4 separate regions of the Homo sapiens genome follow, and regions 2, 3 and 4 are each linked to region 1. The links are chromatin loops, found by intact Hi-C in ENCODE. Cell type or tissue: CD4-positive, alpha-beta T cell. All regions are shown on one strand. Region 1 overlaps NOL4L (nucleolar protein 4 like). Region 2 overlaps C20orf203 (chromosome 20 open reading frame 203). Region 3 overlaps CCM2L (CCM2 like scaffold protein). Region 4 overlaps DNMT3B (DNA methyltransferase 3 beta).

Region 1 (4,000 bases):
CCATTTCTCAGGGCAGCATTATAATTGTACCAGCCAAATGTGCTGGGCCGTCTCAATGTGCCAAAGCCACCTGCAAACAGATGGGCCCCCAGATTTCCTGGAGGCCTCTGGGATGTTCAGTTTGAGGGGGTGCGGGGGTGCTGAAGTGAGGTCCTTGCTGGTCTCACTGGGCAGGACAGAGCTGGAGGGCATGGACGTCAGTCCAAGGGATCACCTTTGGTGGTCACAAGTGCTCTGGGCATTTTATTTTATTGTTTTTTGAGATGGGGTCTAACTCTGTCACCCAGGCTGGAGTGCAGTGGCATGATCATGGCTCACTGCAGCTTCCACCTCCCGGGCTCAAGCAATCCTCCCACCTCAGCCTCCCAAACTGCTGAGATTACAGGCATGAGCCACTGTGCCCAGCCTGCCCTGGTCATTTTAAATTCTCATCAGTCGGCCGGGTGCAGATTACACACCTGTAATCCCAGCACTTTGGGAGGCCAAGGCGGGTAGATCATGAGGTCAGGAGATCGAGACCATCCTGGCTAACATGGTGAAACCCCATCTCTACTAAAAATACAAAAAAAATTAGCCAGGCGTGGCGGTGGGCACCTGAAGTCCCAGCTACCCGGGAGGCTGAGGCAGAAGAATGGCATGAACCCGGGAGGCGGAGCTTGCAGTGAGCCGAGATCGCACCACTGCACTCCAGCCTGGGCGACAGAGCGAGACTTTGTCTCAAAAAAAAAAAAAAAAATTATCATCAGTACTCCGTGGGTTTACTTATCAGAGGCCACATGGGTGTGCACAGGGTGGAAACAAGCACCAGGGAAGATGTATCATTAACAGGTATGTGGGTGGGAGGATGCATGCACACGTCTCAGGGAGGGTACAGGCCAGACCCTCGTGCATGGAGAAGCAGTGGGAGGCATGGATGGAACTTTGAGAACGGGGCAGGCTGGCCATTCCCAACTGGAATCCGGCTGGGAGGAAAGGGGCTGGCCGGGGCCTTGCAAGGCAGGGGAAACATGTTGTTCACTTTTTTGTTTTGTATGGTTGGTTTTTAAGTGAAATTTGAGATTTAAAAAAAGTTAAACGAAACAAAACAAGGCGCTTTGGGCAGCACCACGGACCCATACTGGCCTCTGGGACTAGCAACAACAGCTGCTGGACACTTTTCTGTGCCAGCAAAAGCTGGCGTCTTCAGGGACAGTCCACTCTTAGATGGCCCCCGCCCTAGCCCTCCAGCACGCCACCCCTGCTACCTTTGGGTTCCAGGCCATTGGAGTTAAAGTGCATCCTCTTCTGACACTCCGTACAGCTCATCAGGAACCGGGTCACGGCCTCTCTCGGGAGGAAGGCATAGGTCTCTGCGATCTGGAGGAGAGAAGAGCTTCGCTTGTTATATGGATCTGTGGGGAGGCAACTTGGCCATGGGGTCACCAAGGTCTGAGCTTTGGTGGCAGGTGCTTCGGCTCTTGCAAGGAAAGTCAGGGATTTGAGGAGCAAGGGACAGGTGTCCTGGATTCTCAGCTGTGGCAATGAGACAGTACTTTTGTGGAAAACCATTTGTTTTAAAAATCGCAATAAAGGAGGTTAAAAATTGAAAAAGCAAACCCTTTAAACATTATCTAGTCTTTAACCTATATTCTAATAAGTAACATTCCTCAGAACATTTTATTGCTGCTACAAAAAAATGGGCTTACAAACATTGCTCTAGCGTAGGGTGAGCAGTTCCCCTCTTAGAGATGGATAGACTGAGACCCACAGATAAATTCACTGCCCCAGGCCCATACACAGAACCAAAGGTCCTACAAGCCATCTCCTGTGATCACTGACAGGTCAAGAACCTTCTTAGGAAGAGCTGTGAAGGGCTAGTACCAGGCATCAGACTTTTCAAACTAGACAGGCTCTGCAGGACCCCCATGTTCCAGGCAACTATGGCTTGGAGAGGTGAGCTGACTCCCCAAGGTCACAAGGAATTTTCAAGGCAGTGCCAGACTAAACCCCATGTTCCAGGTCACACCACTCCACAGTTGCCTCCAGAAGGCCTCCCCTAGTTGAGGAGGAGGACAGGGATGCAGAGGGCTGGGGGAGAGACACAAAGAAGGGAGGGAACATGAAAAAAGGGCTGGGTGGGGGAGTGGGGAAGAAGTGGCTGTGGGCCTAGGTGTCCAGCCCTTTCCTCTTGCTCTGGGTTTTGGAAAAGCCACTGACCCTGATTTAGCTGTCTGGTGGGGCCAAAGAGTCCCTTCAGTCCCAGGTTCCCTGGGCTGAGACTGCCCAGTTACTGGTTTTCCATGTGCTTCCTGGAGCCTGGGTCCTCCCGCACCTCTCCACTAAGGGGCAGCATCACCCAAGCGTTCCGCTGTCCTCGCCGCAGCCCGCAGCCGGGCTGGGAAAGTTGGCCAAGGGTGAGGGGCTGCTCTGCGCTGCGCTTGGCCCCGCCTTCCCACAGCAACTGCAGGGGTTTGCTCCTTTAGAAATGCACGAATGTCCTTCTCCATCTCTGTGATGGCTGGAGGGTAGAGGTGGGCTAGGGCGGGGCTGGGGAGTGGAGTTGTGGGGGGATGCAGAAGGCTTGGGGTGTCCCAGGCTGTGGCTGGGCTCTTGGAGGACCAGCTCAGGCACAGCTTCCAGCTCAGCCCACTGGCAGAGTCCAGGGGCCACTCTTGCCAGCTGCAAATGCGAAGTTAATTTTGGTGACACAATTGTTATTTCTCAGCTGATTTGATGCTCTGTGGAGCAGGCAGGCTCCTTGATGAGTTATCTCCCTTCCAAATTCCCTGTCTGATTGCCTTCCTCTGGAGGTCAGGGACAAGGGCAAACCCCAGTGTCTCTGACTGGAGCAGCGGATGGGAGAGCAACATCAGGGATGCAGCTGGTCCTTGTCAGGTGTCAGGTCCGAGGGATGGGGCTTTTCTGCCATGCACACAGAGAGCTTCATCCCTAGCCCAGGCCAGGATAAATGTGGCCACCACTCTACCCCTGGAGAGGGAGCCATTCCTGTGCCCTCAGTAGGCCAGGCAGCAAGAAGGGCCCTGCCCATCCTGTGTGCAGCCCTCAGCAGAGCAGCCCAGGGCTGCCTGGAAGTCTGGGGGCACGTTCCTCTCAGGCCAGCTGGGTCTGGAGAGAGATGTCTGGCTGAAGGGTGGCAGCTGCAGGAGCAAGTGTGCAGGAGGGAAGGGCGTGTGCTAGGCAGAGCAGAGGGCTGTGGCTGACTTGGGCCGACAGATGCCCCTCGGCTCCCCTGAGACGTGGCACCCTAGGTCAGGCCTCAGGAGAGCTCAGTGGAGGGCCCGGGGGAGGGTTGCACAGTCAGCTGGGAGAAGAGGGCCAGGTCCCTACCATGAGGGCAGCCCTACTAAGCTACCCAAAGCTTGCCTGCTCACCTGCCAATGGGCAGAGAAATATTTTTTAAAGGGCTCAGGGGGTCCTCCTGGCCTGGCTGCTCTGCTGAGGGCTGCACACAGGATGGGCAGGGCCCTTCTTGCTGCCTGGCCAGCTGAGGGAATAGGAATGGCTCCCTCTCCAGGGGTAGAGTGGTGGCCACATTTATCCTGGCCTTGGCAGGGACCCCAGCAGTGTGCAAAGGCTGGCTGGCGTGCCACAGGGAGGGGAGTGCTGAGCACACACCTTCTGGCCCTGGGTCCCATTGATGGGTGGAAGGGGAGGATAGAAGGCTGACAGGTGAGAAGTCCTTGGAACTGCCTGAGGGCCAGGGAGGGAAGCCCTGCCCCACAAGGCTGGATTGTCTGCAAGCCTGGCTTAGAGCTCCCTGGGGAGTCAATAAAGCGCAGAGTCCAGCCCAGCTCTGCACTGCCGTAGGGACCTGTATAGAGGATGACAAACCCTCCCCCTGCAACCTTCAGCAGGCATCTTCTGATTCATCTTCCTGGCTTGCCTGGGACCAGAAATGGGACCTCCATTTCTGATTGAGTGCACGAATGCCCAAGGCCACAGGACCACAGAATGAGTCGAAACCAGGAGGACAATCCTAGCAGATGCTCTAGTTAATAGG
Region 2 (4,000 bases), 130 kb after region 1:
AGGTGTGGGAGACAGGGACAGCACTTCTTACCCGGCTCAGCATTCCAGTTTTTGTAAAGGGAAAACTGGCCAGGCGAGGTGGCCACTGCCTGTGATCCAGCATGTTGGGAGGCTGAGGCAGGAGAATCGCTTGAGCCCGGGAGTTCAAGACAGGCCTAGGAAACATAGGAGACCCTCTCTCTAAAAAAAAAAAAAAAAAAAAAAAAATTAGCTGGGTGTGTTGGCTTGCGCCTGAGGGTTCAGCTACTCATGGGGTAGCTACTCAAGTGGGAGGATCACTTCAGCCCAGAAGGTTGAGGCCGTAGTGAGCCATGATCGCCCCACTACACTCCAAAGTGGGCAACAGAGCGAAACCCTATTCAAAAAAAAAAAGGAAAAGAAACGAGAAAATTGGAGCAAATGATCTCTGAGCCTTGAAGATTCTTACAGGGTGGACAAGAAAACCCCCTGAAGCTGCTCATCCCTGCCCCAAGTCACTTCAAAGCAGGGCTGTAGGCTCAGACACCTTTACCAACCAACGTGACCTCAGGCAAGGGAGCTCATTGTCACATGCCTGGGTTTCCCCATTTGCAAGGCTGGGGATGGCAACAGAGCCCACCTCAAAGGGTCTCTGAGAAGACTGGAGGAGATAACAAAGGTGAAGTGTCCAGCACAGCAACTGGTCTGACCTGAATAGCCAGCCACTGCCATCTGAAAGGTCTGGGGAACTGGGGGGTGACCTGGCACCTAGCCTGTCCGAGTCTTACCTCTTCATGTGGCAGCTGCAGTCTGGCACTCTGAGGAGGAGGATTAGAGAGCTTAAGTGACTTCTGCAAAGCCACACCACTACGGAAGAGGAAGAGGCAGCCTTGGATCCCTTGAGTGAGGAGAGGATGGGACCTGGATTCCTATGTTGACATTTGTTGAGCATCTACTGGATGCAGGGTCCTGAACAAGACCCCAGGAAGGGACTAAGATGAATCTGAGATTCACTCTGCCTTTAAGGGGACCCCAGTCTGGAAGGAGAGAGAAAACACACATACAAATAACTAGAATGCAAAGCAAATGTGGCTGGATGCAGTGGCTCACACCTGTCACTTTGGGAGGCTTAGGCAGGAGGATCACTTGAGATCAGGAGTTCGAGACCAGCCTGGCCAACACAACAAAACCTCGTCTCTACTAAAAATACAAAAATTAGCTGGGTGTGGTGGTGCACGCCTGTAGTACCAACTACTTGGGAGACTGAGGCACGAGAATCACTTGAACCTGGTGGGGCAGAGGTTACAGTGAACTGAGATCGTGCCAGTGAGCTGAGATCATGCACTTCAGCCTGGGCGACAGAGCAAGACTCCATCTCAAAAAAAAAAAAAAAAAAAAAAAAAAGCAAATACCCCTGGCATCAGAGGGGGCCCAGCAGCCCTCCATGCAAAGGGGCTGGGGTGAGACTCTTGGGATGGCGGGGAGATGCTGCTGTGTCTTGGAGCTCAATTTGCAAGGCAAAGGTTTTGATTTTATTTGAACGATAAAATCAGCCCTGGGGGTCATGGGGGTGCTGATGGAGCCTCCTCTGGCTTTTTTGGGAAGTTCTGGGTGGTCCCTGACCTCTGTGATTCCTGCTTCGAAGGTTCTGGGATCTATCCTGGAGGTATCTAGGAGTCCCGGATGCTGTGGTTTTTGGAGACTACACTGTCCAGACCCCCAGCATGAATACATTCACGTCCACAAAAAACAGTGAGGGCCCCCTTCCAGGTAGCCAGACACGCACCAGTTTGGGGGGCTTCCTGCTGCTGGGCAATTTGGTGGGGAGAGGATGCAGCACCAGTGAGAGGCCCTCTCAGAGATGGTGGAAGCCTCTCAAGGCTGAGAGATGCAAGGCTGCTGGCCCCGATGTTGCAAAGCCTGAGCCTCAGGCGGCAACCCAAAGCGGGCAGGGTGAGTGCTAGGTCACTGGCCTTGGGGATGGTGCCTCCGTCACTCCCTTCCTGGAGATCAGAGCTCAGCCAGAGGAGCGGGCTGGTCTAGCCACAGGAAGTCTGTGCAAGCACAGCCAGCAGCTCCTGGAAAATAGGCGCTGCTCTCAGCCTCCCCAGGGCACCCTGCACCCAAGCTGGGCCAAATGATGGTCTGGGGCGCCCTCTGGTGGCTCCTCTGGGCAGTGGTGGATGCTGAAGCCACTGTGAATTTAAGGGTGGGTGGGGCAGAGATGGTCAGAGTTGGAAGATTTCAAGGTGGACCACTCTTTCCACTACACAGATGGGAAAACCAAGGCCCAGAGGGAAGTGACCTGCCTACAGTTGCACAGCCAGTGACTAATACAAGAACAGAACCCAGAAGTTCCTCTGTACCAATGCTTTTTTTTAGGGGGTCTCAAGACATCCCACCCTAGGGGAGGGAAGGCTGAGTGTCCAGGGCTCACTCCCAGTGCATATGGACAGCTGAACTGTAGGTCGCTGAGTATCTGTGTGACATAGCATGCAGCACTTCCCTCCCAGGCTTGGTTCTTTGCCTCTAAAGCCTGGGGTTACTGTGTTGGCAAGGGATGGGGGACTAGGCCTCCTGCTTGCACACTGCTAGAACTGAGGGTGTAAACCAGCCAATCTTTCGGGGAGTTCTAAGAAGAGTGTTCCTACAGCTGGTATCATACTTCATGGTGAGAGATTGGGTGCTTTCCCCAAGACCAGGAACAAGACAAGGATGTCCACTCTTACGGCAAAGTTGAATTCACGACTTGTATTCAACACTGTACTGGGTACAATGGCAAGAAAATAAAGTCATCCAGATTGCAAAAGAAGAAGTAAAACTATCCCTACTTGCAGATGACATGATCTTATATATAGAAAATCTTGGTTGGGAGCAGTGGCTCATGCCTGTAATCTCAGCACTTTGGGAGGCCAAGGCAGGTGGATCACCTAAGGTCAGGAGTTTAAGACCAGCCTGGCCAGCAAGGCAAAACCATGTCTCCACTAAAAATACAAAAATTAGCCAGGCGTGGTGGTGTGTGCCTGTAACCCCAGCTACTCAGGAGGCTGAAGCACAAGAATTGCTTGAACTTGGGGTGCAGAGTTTGCAGTGAGCCAAGATCACGCCACTGCACTCCAGCCTGGGTGATGGAGCGAAAAAAAAAAAAAGAGAAAATCCTAAAGAATCCACTAAAAAAAAGTTATAACTAATAATTGGGTTTGGCAAAGTTGCAGGATACAAGATCAATATACAAAAATCAATTGAGCTTCTACACATTTGCAATGAACACTTCAAAAATGTAATTATGAAAATAATTCAATTTATACTAGCATCAAAGAGAATAAAATGCTTAGGAATAAAAGAAGTACAAAACTTATAATCTGAAAACTACAAAACATTGTTTAAAGAAATTAAAGATGCCATAAATAAATGGAAAAATACCAATGTTCATAGATCTAAAGACCCAATACCATTAAGATGGCAAGACTCCCCAAATTGATCTTCAGATTCAACACAATCTCCATCAAAATTCCAACTTGGTTCTTTACAGAAATTGACAAGCTGATCCTAAAATTCATATGGAAATTTAAGGGACTCAGAAAAGCTAAAACAGTCCTGAAAAAGAATAATGGTGGGCCAGGCGTGGTAGCTTATGTCCGTAATCCCAGCACTTTGGGAGGCCGAGGTGGGCAGATCACTTGAGTCCAGGAGTTTGAGACCAGCCTGGGTGATATGGTGAAACCTCATCTCTACAAAAAATACAAAAATTTAGCTGGGTGTGGTGGCATGTGCCTGTAGTCCCAGCTACTCAGGAGGCTGAGGTGGGAGGATCACTTGAACCTGGGAGGTAGAGATTGCAGTGAACCAAGAATGTGCCACTGCATTCCAGCCCGTGTGACACAGCAAGATCCTTCCCCAAAAAAAGAAGAAGAAAAAATGAACAATGTTGGAGTGCACACACTTCCAATTTCAAAAATTACTATAATAAACTACAGTAATCAGGACAATGTGGTACTGGCATAAGGACAGACATAGAGATCAATGAAATATAAATAAGAGT
Region 3 (4,000 bases), 490 kb before region 1:
CCACATAGTTGCGGAGTAAGCTGGGGCCCCTCGAGATCCAGCAGTTTGCGATGCTGCTGCGGGAGTACCGGCTGGGGCTGCCCATCCAGGACTATTGCACAGGCCTGCTGAAGCTCTACGGAGACCGGCGCAAGTTCCTCCTCCTTGGTGAGCCCCCGCTGTACCCCCAGAGGTCAGCTAGGGCCCCTGCTTGGTCCATGCCATCCCAGTCAGGCACCAGGCTGCAAATGTTTTCTCCTTATCTTTCAGCCTCTGATGAAACCCAGATCATGAGATTCACAGGGCAGATGAGGAGCCCAAAGTGCAGAGTAGGGAAAGGACTTGTCAGAGCTGGGAGACACTGTTGATAAGAAGAACTAAGCAGTGGTGTGGCCATTTCATCCTCACAGCAAAGCTGCGAGAGGGACTGATTCTTCCCATCTTACCCCACACGGAAGCTGAGGCTCAGAAAGGCTAAGGAACATGTCCAAGGTCACACAGCTAGTAAGGAGGGCTAATAATAACAGGAGGAATAATACGAATAAGCTGACATGTGCTTGGCAGTTACCCTGTGCCAAGCATCATCTCATTAAATGCCCCCAGTTCTGAGAAGTAGATACTATTAATGGTCCCCATTTTGCAGGTGAGGAAACTGAGACTCAGAGTTACAAAGTAAAGGACTGAGGTCACATAGCTAGTAAGTAGGAATGGAAATAAAACAAACTGTTTACAGAGTGCTCAGTATGTGCTGAGTACCTTGTTATTTAATCCTCACATCCCTACCCAGAGAACAGGTGCAATTATCTGTTTTACAGGTGAGGAAAATGAGGTTCAACATAATTAATCAATGGGAATATAATGATGGTACTAATAATAACAAAAATAGGCCTGGCGAGGTGGCTCACACCTGTAATCCCAGCACTTTGGGAGGCTGAAGCTGGCGGATCACCTGAGGTCAGGAGTTCAAGACCAGCCTGGCCAACATGAAACCCTGTCTCTACTAAAAATACAAAAATTAGCAGGGCGTGGTGGTGTGCGCCTGTAATCCCAGCTACTTGGGAGGCTGAGGCATGAGAATCTCTTGAACCCGGGAGGCAGAGGCTATAATAATAATAATAAAAGTACAGTAATCTAGTATGTAGTGAGCATTCACTGTGTGCTGAGCGCTGTGTCGTTATTCGCTGGCTCAGACAGTTAAGGACCTTGGGCAAGGCCACACAGCCAGTGAGTGACAGCAGGGATTTGCACCCAGATCTGCAGAGAGGACGCTTCCCCTGTGGAAGGGAAAGGGAACGTGTCCTGGGGACTCACCATGCCCCTCGGCTCGCAGGGATGCGGCCCTTCATCCCGGACCAGGACATCGGCTACTTCGAGGGCTTCCTGGAGGGCGTGGGCATCCGCGAGGGCGGCATCCTCACTGACAGCTTCGGCCGCATCAAGCGCAGCATGAGCTCCACGTCGGCCTCCGCAGTGCGCAGCTACGATGGCGCGGCGCAGCGGCCCGAGGCACAGGCCTTCCACCGGCTGCTGGCTGACATCACGCACGACATCGAGGCGCTGGCCCCCGATGACGACGACGACGACGAGGATGAGCCCCGGGGCTCCAGGGGCGGGAGCGACGCCGCAGAAGACAACTACCTGTAGCCACCGCCCCTGCGGACGGCGTGGCTCAGCAGCCCACCTCTGAGTCTCAGCTTTGCTTCGGGGACCCTATCCCCAGGGCCCCCCCATCACACCTGGCGGGGCCGGGGGGTCTTCACTCCAGGGTCTCGCTCCCTGCCCTTGGGGCCCGGGGCCATGCAGTACCTGGAGTGTCCTGCAGGGGGAAAGCGAAGCCGGGCCCTGAAGTCCGGGGCAGTCACCCGGGGCTCCTGGGCCGCTCTGCCGGGCTGGGGCTGAGCAGCGATCCTGCTTTGTCCCAGAAGTCCAGAGGGATCAGCCCCAGAACACACCCTCCTCCCCGGGACGCCGCAGCTTTCTGGAGGCTGAGGAAGGCATGAAGAGTGGGCTCCACCTGCTGGCCGACTGAGAAAAGAATTTCCAGAACTCGGTCCTATTTTACAGATTGAGAAACTATGGTTCAAGAAGAGAGGACGGGGCTTGAGGGAATCTCCTGATTCTCCTTATATGACCTCAAACTGACCATACTAAACAGTGTAGAAGGTCTTTTTAAGGCTCTAAATGTCAGGGTCTCCCATCCCCTGATGCCTGACTTGTACAGTCAGTGTGGAGTAGACGGTTTCCTCCACCCAGGGTTGACTCAGGGGGATGATCTGGGTCCCATTCTGGTCTTAAGACCCCAAACAAGGGTTTTTTCAGCTCCAGGATCTGGAGCCTCTATCTGGTTAGTGTCGTAACCTCTGTGTGCCTCCCGTTACCCCATCTGTCCAGTGAGCTCAGCCCCCATCCACCTAACAGGGTGGCCACAGGGATTACTGAGGGTTAAGACCTTAGAACTGGGTCTAGCACCCGATAAGAGCTCAATAAATGTTGTTCCTTTCCACATCAAACATTTTATGACTCAGTTTACCTTTCTTGCCTTGTAATAAGCAAAAGATGTCTGGGTGCATCCTACCCCAACTGAAGTGGTGGTGAGCTATTCAGAAGATCCTCAGGGGAGTTCACTGTTTGGGAAGAAGAAACAGTACTTGTTCCCTTGCAGCCTTGTTACAGCCTAGCTCTGTGCTCAAGTCACAAACAAGAAATAGCCAAGACTCCACAGGCAGCTATCTGGGAGTCTGGGGTAGTCAAAGAAATGGGAAGGAAAGGTTGGAGAGGTAGAGAAGTCAGGATAAGGACAGCATTCAGCACAGCCTGAGTAAAGGCTGGAAAGCTAAAAGGGATGAGGCCTGAGAGGAGGCCAGAGACTCACATAGGAGATCCAAAATGTGTTTGTAAAACCTTGCAAAGGCTTCCATGGCCAGACACATTGTACACACCATAAAATAGGCACTGTTAGCAATTTTCAAAAAAATGTTATTAGGACTCCAGGTCCAAAGAGTTCCATAATTCATACTTGGTTTGTGGTAAATGATCATCCCATCATCACTGGTCCATGTAGGGCCCTTCTGATGTTTTATTTTACCCTCTCCTGATCCACATGTTCCCCACACTCCTTTTCCCTCTTTACTATGAGCGCCTAACCCTATGTGCTGATATATGTCCCTGGACCTAAACTACACAGTGCTTTGTGTGTGTGTTTGTATAAATGATATTACATAAGAATTTCACTCTATTCCTTCTCTCACTCTGTAATGTTTTTCTATTTAAAAAGAAAACTAAGAAAATTTTTAGAGACAGGTTTTTGCTCTGTCACCCAGGCTGGACTGCAATGGTGCAGTGACAGCTCACTGCAAGAACTCCTGGGCTTAAGTGATCCTCCTGCCTCGCCCTCCCAAAGTGCTGGGATTAAAGGCATGAACCACCAAGCCCAGCCACCCTATAATGTTTTAAATACCTACATATGTGCTGTTGAAAAATCTCACTGTTGCATCCAACTGCTGCAAAATATTTCGAGTTGAGCATCCGCTGTTTTCTTTATCCATCTCCCCAGAGATGAACACCCAGGTTGCTTCCAACTCCCTCTTACCACAAACAACACTGTGATTGATGAACATTTTTGTACATGAAACTTATGGGCCTATGTGAGCATTTCTTTGGGCTCTAAATCCAAGAGTGGAATTACTAGATCACAGGGCAGGTTTTGAATTTCATTAACTTCTTCCAGAATGGCTTTCACCAACGGTGAGTGAAGGATGCTGTTTCCCGACATCTTCATCAGATTTTTCATCATCTGATTTTGTAACTTTGCATTCAGTGTGGGTGTAAGGTGGCAAGTTGTTTTAATTTGCATTTCTCTGTTAATCCTGAAATTTATAACTTCCTTCTATACTAGTCAGCCATTTGAGCTTTCCTTTCTGTGACTTCCTTGTTCATATCTTTTGTTCATTTCCTACTGGGCTTCCTGTCTTTTTCTCATTGATTTGCAAGAGTAGTTTATAAATTTTAGATATTAATCCCT
Region 4 (4,000 bases), 260 kb after region 1:
ATTTTTATATATTTATATATGTGGGAAGAAAGGCCTAGGAGAGAAGCTTTTATTCCTGGATTTTGAGCTGTGGGTTTTGAGGTCTGAGAAAGGAAGCAGGAGGTGTAGGGAGTTGGGGAGGGCTTCCAGGCTGAGAGAACACAGCAGCACATGCCTCGAGGCTAGATTGTCTTGGCCTGCGTGTAGACTGAAGCGGGGTGGGGGAGGAACTGAGCTGGGCATCTTTAGTCATGGGTGCAGGTTCTGAAGTTGGTGTGCGCTGTCTACACAGCTGTGGCTATAAGGCAATGAGGGTAGTTAATTTCACTACAAACGTAGGGTCGTGATAAAAACAGAAGGAATTTTAAATGAAATCACATTGAATTATGCAACGAGAAGAAAGCATATATAAGTGCTCAGCTTGCTCCTGGGGGACACCCAGGTAGCTAGTGCCATTTATTGTGGGTTTTCTTCCTGGACTGTCTCTCCAGTACCCACAGGTCTTGTTCTAGGGGCTTGAGGCTTTTCCTGAATGTTGAGATATGGGTTTTGGAAGGTGTGCTGCCCACACGTTGGGTAGGCTGGTGGCCAGTTGGCACTGCTGAGGCCCTGGGGGAAGGCCCAGGGTGGTTAATCATTGTCAGCCTGGGTCTGTCTAGGAGGTGAGACTCCTGTCTGGCTTCTTGTTGACCCAGTTAGGGCCTGTCTGAGGAATGGGGTTCAATGTTGCCTGCGAAACCCAGCACACATTAGAACCCCAGGCCCTGGATGAAGGCGAAGGAGGTCACATCCTTCACTCCAGGCCTCTGGTCTGCTACCAGCTCCTGGCCACAAACAAACCCTGTGTGTCCTCCCCCCAGAGCACTTTGGGGAGGTGGACCCTCCTGGAGACACCAGGTACACCAGGTAGCCCCACCTCCCACTCTATGCCAGGCCCACTAGGTTACTTAGTTCACTGATTTGGCCTGAGGTGAAACGCTTGAAATTAATGATTATTCTGAACCGACACCGCAGCAGCTTTCCTGGGATTCTGACTGCTTTGTCTCATAGGAACTGGCCATAGGTCAGCCAGCCTGTTCTTCCGGGTCAGGGCTTGGGAGAAAAAGGGCTGAGAAGCAGCTGATTGGTCTGATTCAGGCACGTCCCTTGTCCTTGGTAGGGGAAATTCCTTAACAGGTGCTGATACACACTCTGGATCATGTGAAGCACAGAAAGCCTATGTGTTATGTATCAGCGCACATGTTTATAATCTGAACAATGCTGCTTTAACATGCATATTAATCACCTAGGCATGACTTGTGTGTGTTAAAATGTCTTGTGAAAATCCCGCTTCAGGCCGGGTGTGGTGGCTCACGCCTGTAATCCCAGCACTTTGGTAGGCTGAGGTGGGCAGATCACGAGGACAAGACATCGAGACCATCCTGGCCAACATGGTGAAACCTGTCTCTACTAAAAATACAAAAATCAGCTGGGCGTGGTGGCGCATGCCTGTAATCCCAGCTACTCAGGAGGCTGAGGCAGGAGAATCGCTTGAACCTGGGAGGCAGAGGTTGCGGTGAGCTGAGATCGTGCCATTGCATTCCAGCCTGGCGGAGGTCGCACCACTGCACTGCAGCCTGGCGACAGAGGGAGACTCTGTCTCAAAAAAAAAAAAAATGAAAACCCTGCTTCAGGACATCTAGCTTAGTGGTGGAGATTTCTCCAGCCAGCTCCCACTTCCAACAGTTCTTCCAAGCAGCTCTCAGTTCATGGTACTGTAGCCTGCGTGGCTCCTGGGCCACACAGGGAGTAGCAGCAGAGGTCCAGTTGCCCCATGCCATGGGCAGGTGCAGGGTCTGGAATTGGGAGCTCTCACCACAGATTGCACCTCTGCCTGGGGGCGCCACTGGGCTCATCAGACTGAGCTCACGGTGCCCCCTGGTGGGCGATGCCAGTGGCGCCAGTGCAGCTTGGAGCCCGCAATACAAGGTGTGGCTTCTAGAAGGTACCCTGGTTTGAGATGCTGAGGTGGGAGGATCCCTTGAGGCCAGGAGTTTGAGGCCAGCCTGGGCAACATAGCCAGACTCTGTTTCTACAAAAAATTAGCCACACCTGGTGGCACACACCTGTGGGCCCAGCTGGAGGATCACTGAAGCCCTGGGAGTTGAAGCCTACAGGGAGCCGTGATCACGCCACTGCACTCCAGCCTGGGTGACCAAGTGAGACCCTGTCTCTAAGATAGATGGATGGATGGATGGATGGATGGATGGATGGATGGACAGATAGAAGATAAACTGCGAGGCTAGCACGGGTTGTCTGGCAGGGGCTGGTATGTCTCCACGATGGAGCCCGAGGCAGGGAGGCCCGGTGCATATGGCAGCAGCTTATTGGGGAAGCTTTTCCCAGGCACGGTTCCAGGACACAAGGGTGTGGTGTGAGTGACCTGGAGCTGTTTGTGGTTCAGGGATGGGGGCCTGGAGGTCTCATTATGCCTAGGCTTTTATAATATTTTTGCCAACCAAAGGTGGAACAAAAAGCAAAGGCAAGTGACTTGGAAAACTCGGTTTCAGCGGGGATTTATGCCCTGAAGTTTTTTACTCGTTCTCTATCTAATCCTGGCCCTACCTCTTAGATGGGCTATATGACCTTGGAGAATAACCTAGTCTGGATGTCAGTTTTCTTTTTCTAGAAGGTGAGCTCCCCAGTCTCCCTAGGGGGAGATACAGGTTGTTGCATCCAACAAAATCTGTGTGCCCATAATGTTGCAGGCAATGGGCCAGCCCAGAGGTTATAGCCTGCCAACCCATCCGTATGGCCCTGGCCCTGTGTGTTAGCTGATTTACCTGACCAGGAGGGGCAGCAGTGGGGAGGCCAAGTCCCAGAGGTGAGGGTGAGGCTACAATGGATCTGGGGAGTCCCCCTCCTGGTAACTGCCCCCAGGCTTTCTGCCTGTGCCTCCATCCTTCCCTCCTTGGGAACTTGGGACTCTGAGCCCCAGCTGGTGAGGGAGGAGGGGAGTGAGCGACAGGCCAGCAGACCAATGGGCCCTGGAGGATGGGGTGAGGCGGGGCTTGTGCTGCCATGGAGAGGAGAGAAGCGGTTCTGTGGGGGAGGAGGGGGTGGGTGGGAAGAGGACCTGGAGATTGAGGGGAAGGGAGAGAGCAAACAAAGGGGTCAGGAGGGAAAATAATGCACTGGCTTCCTGAGCCCCTGCAGAGGCTGAGCAGGGAGAGGGGGCCAGGGCCAGAGGGGACAGAGGCTGGCGGCAGACGGGCCGGGACAGGCAGGTCCTAAATGGCATTGTTTGAAGGGGCCGGCTAATTGCACAGAGCAGTCTGAGCCTGAGACCCCAGCCCTGGCCTCCCCACTCTGTCCTGGGTGCTGGCGTCTGAGCCTTCGGGACAGCCTGTCCACATGGAACCAAGTCCTGAGCCTCCAAGCTTGGTGAGGGGGAGGCTATGGGGGGCAGCCTGGGTGGGGTACTTGGGCAAGAGCATCACCCTAAGAATGCATCCTGGGGCCTTGGCCTGAGAACACAGAGCCCATGGCGGGGGAACACTGTCCCTCTCATGTCCCTGCTTCCCTTTCACCCCACCCATTCTGGCTTCTCCCACAGGAAAGCATGAAGGGAGACACCAGGCATCTCAATGGAGAGGAGGACGCCGGCGGGAGGGAAGACTCGATCCTCGTCAACGGGGCCTGCAGCGACCAGTCCTCCGACTCGCCCCCAATCCTGGAGGCTATCCGCACCCCGGAGATCAGAGGTGGCTGGGCAGTGGGGACTGGGGTGGTGTCAGGCGCTGACATAGTGAGCGGTCACTGCAGACAACTGGAGGCTTTGGGGAGAGTCTCTGACAACCTCCACCACAATTCCCCGGGAGGGAAGAGAGCTCTAGCAAGGAGGGATGCAGGGTCGAGCCCTTCACACCTGCCCGCAGCCCTTGGCCTCCCCTTTGGGACTCTCATCTCAGCTGGGACTCTGAGCGTGACACAAGGGTGATGGTTCCCTGTCCTCTGCCAGTCATGACAGGGGTGGTCTCAG

What was found. Hi-C counts contacts between places; a loop is a spot of excess contacts. Peaks named below come from ENCODE experiments on the same cell type or tissue, not always from the same donor. Only the 100,000 strongest peaks of a DNase experiment are listed, where the experiment ranks them.
Region 2: it touches region 1 in a loop (9-fold over the local background); 109 of 110 quality-filtered maps call a loop at or near these places.
Region 3: it touches region 1 in a loop (6-fold over the local background); 3 of 110 quality-filtered maps call a loop at or near these places.
Region 4: a loop joins it to region 1, with 1.9 times the contacts of the local background. A loop is called at or near these places in 36 of 110 quality-filtered maps.

The regions. Positions count from the first base shown.
Region 1 is chr20:32,519,567-32,523,566 of GRCh38, forward strand. It overlaps NOL4L (nucleolar protein 4 like), which reads right to left. Exons shown (of 11, transcript NM_001256798.2): 3 at 1,245-1,356. It overlaps LOC101929698 (a long non-coding RNA gene), which reads left to right. Exons shown (of 3, transcript NR_110619.1): 3 at 1-719. Among named protein-coding and RNA genes, the nearest start is that of NOL4L-AS1, 40 kb to the right of the region's middle. In CD4-positive, alpha-beta T cell, CTCF peaks have their summits at 2,320 (motif pointing right) and 2,522; DNase peaks (open chromatin) are centred at 2,345 and 3,000; H3K4me3 peaks cover 272 bases; H3K27ac peaks cover 2,247 bases.
Region 2 is chr20:32,650,987-32,654,986 of GRCh38, forward strand. C20orf203 (chromosome 20 open reading frame 203) reads right to left here. Exons shown (of 6, transcript NM_182584.4): 2 at 747-995; 3 at 32-180. The coding sequence starts at 166. Among named protein-coding and RNA genes, the nearest start is that of C20orf203, 21 kb to the right of the region's middle. RefSeq lists an enhancer at 1,748-1,797 and a silencer at 2,088-2,187. In CD4-positive, alpha-beta T cell, CTCF peaks have their summits at 2,123 (motif pointing left) and 2,322; a DNase peak (open chromatin) is centred at 2,095; H3K4me3 peaks cover 302 bases.
Region 3 is chr20:32,029,692-32,033,691 of GRCh38, forward strand. It overlaps CCM2L (CCM2 like scaffold protein), which reads left to right. Exons shown (of 10, transcript NM_001365692.1): 9 at 9-147; 10 at 1,310-2,489. The coding sequence ends at 1,623. Among named protein-coding and RNA genes, the nearest start is that of HCK, 21 kb to the right of the region's middle. RefSeq lists an enhancer at 1,520-2,047 and a silencer at 1,709-1,758. In CD4-positive, alpha-beta T cell, CTCF peaks have their summits at 1,837 (motif pointing right) and 2,037 (motif pointing left); a DNase peak (open chromatin) is centred at 1,960; H3K4me3 peaks cover 431 bases; H3K27me3 peaks cover 1,429 bases.
Region 4 is chr20:32,776,744-32,780,743 of GRCh38, forward strand. DNMT3B (DNA methyltransferase 3 beta) reads left to right here. Exons shown (of 23, transcript NM_006892.4): 2 at 3,575-3,722. The coding sequence starts at 3,581. Among named protein-coding and RNA genes, the nearest start is that of DNMT3B, 16 kb to the left of the region's middle. RefSeq lists enhancers at 732-1,280, 1,316-1,817, 1,683-1,812, 2,319-2,819, 2,820-3,320 and 2 more. In CD4-positive, alpha-beta T cell, CTCF peaks have their summits at 1,888 (motif pointing left) and 2,089 (motif pointing left); a DNase peak (open chromatin) is centred at 1,878.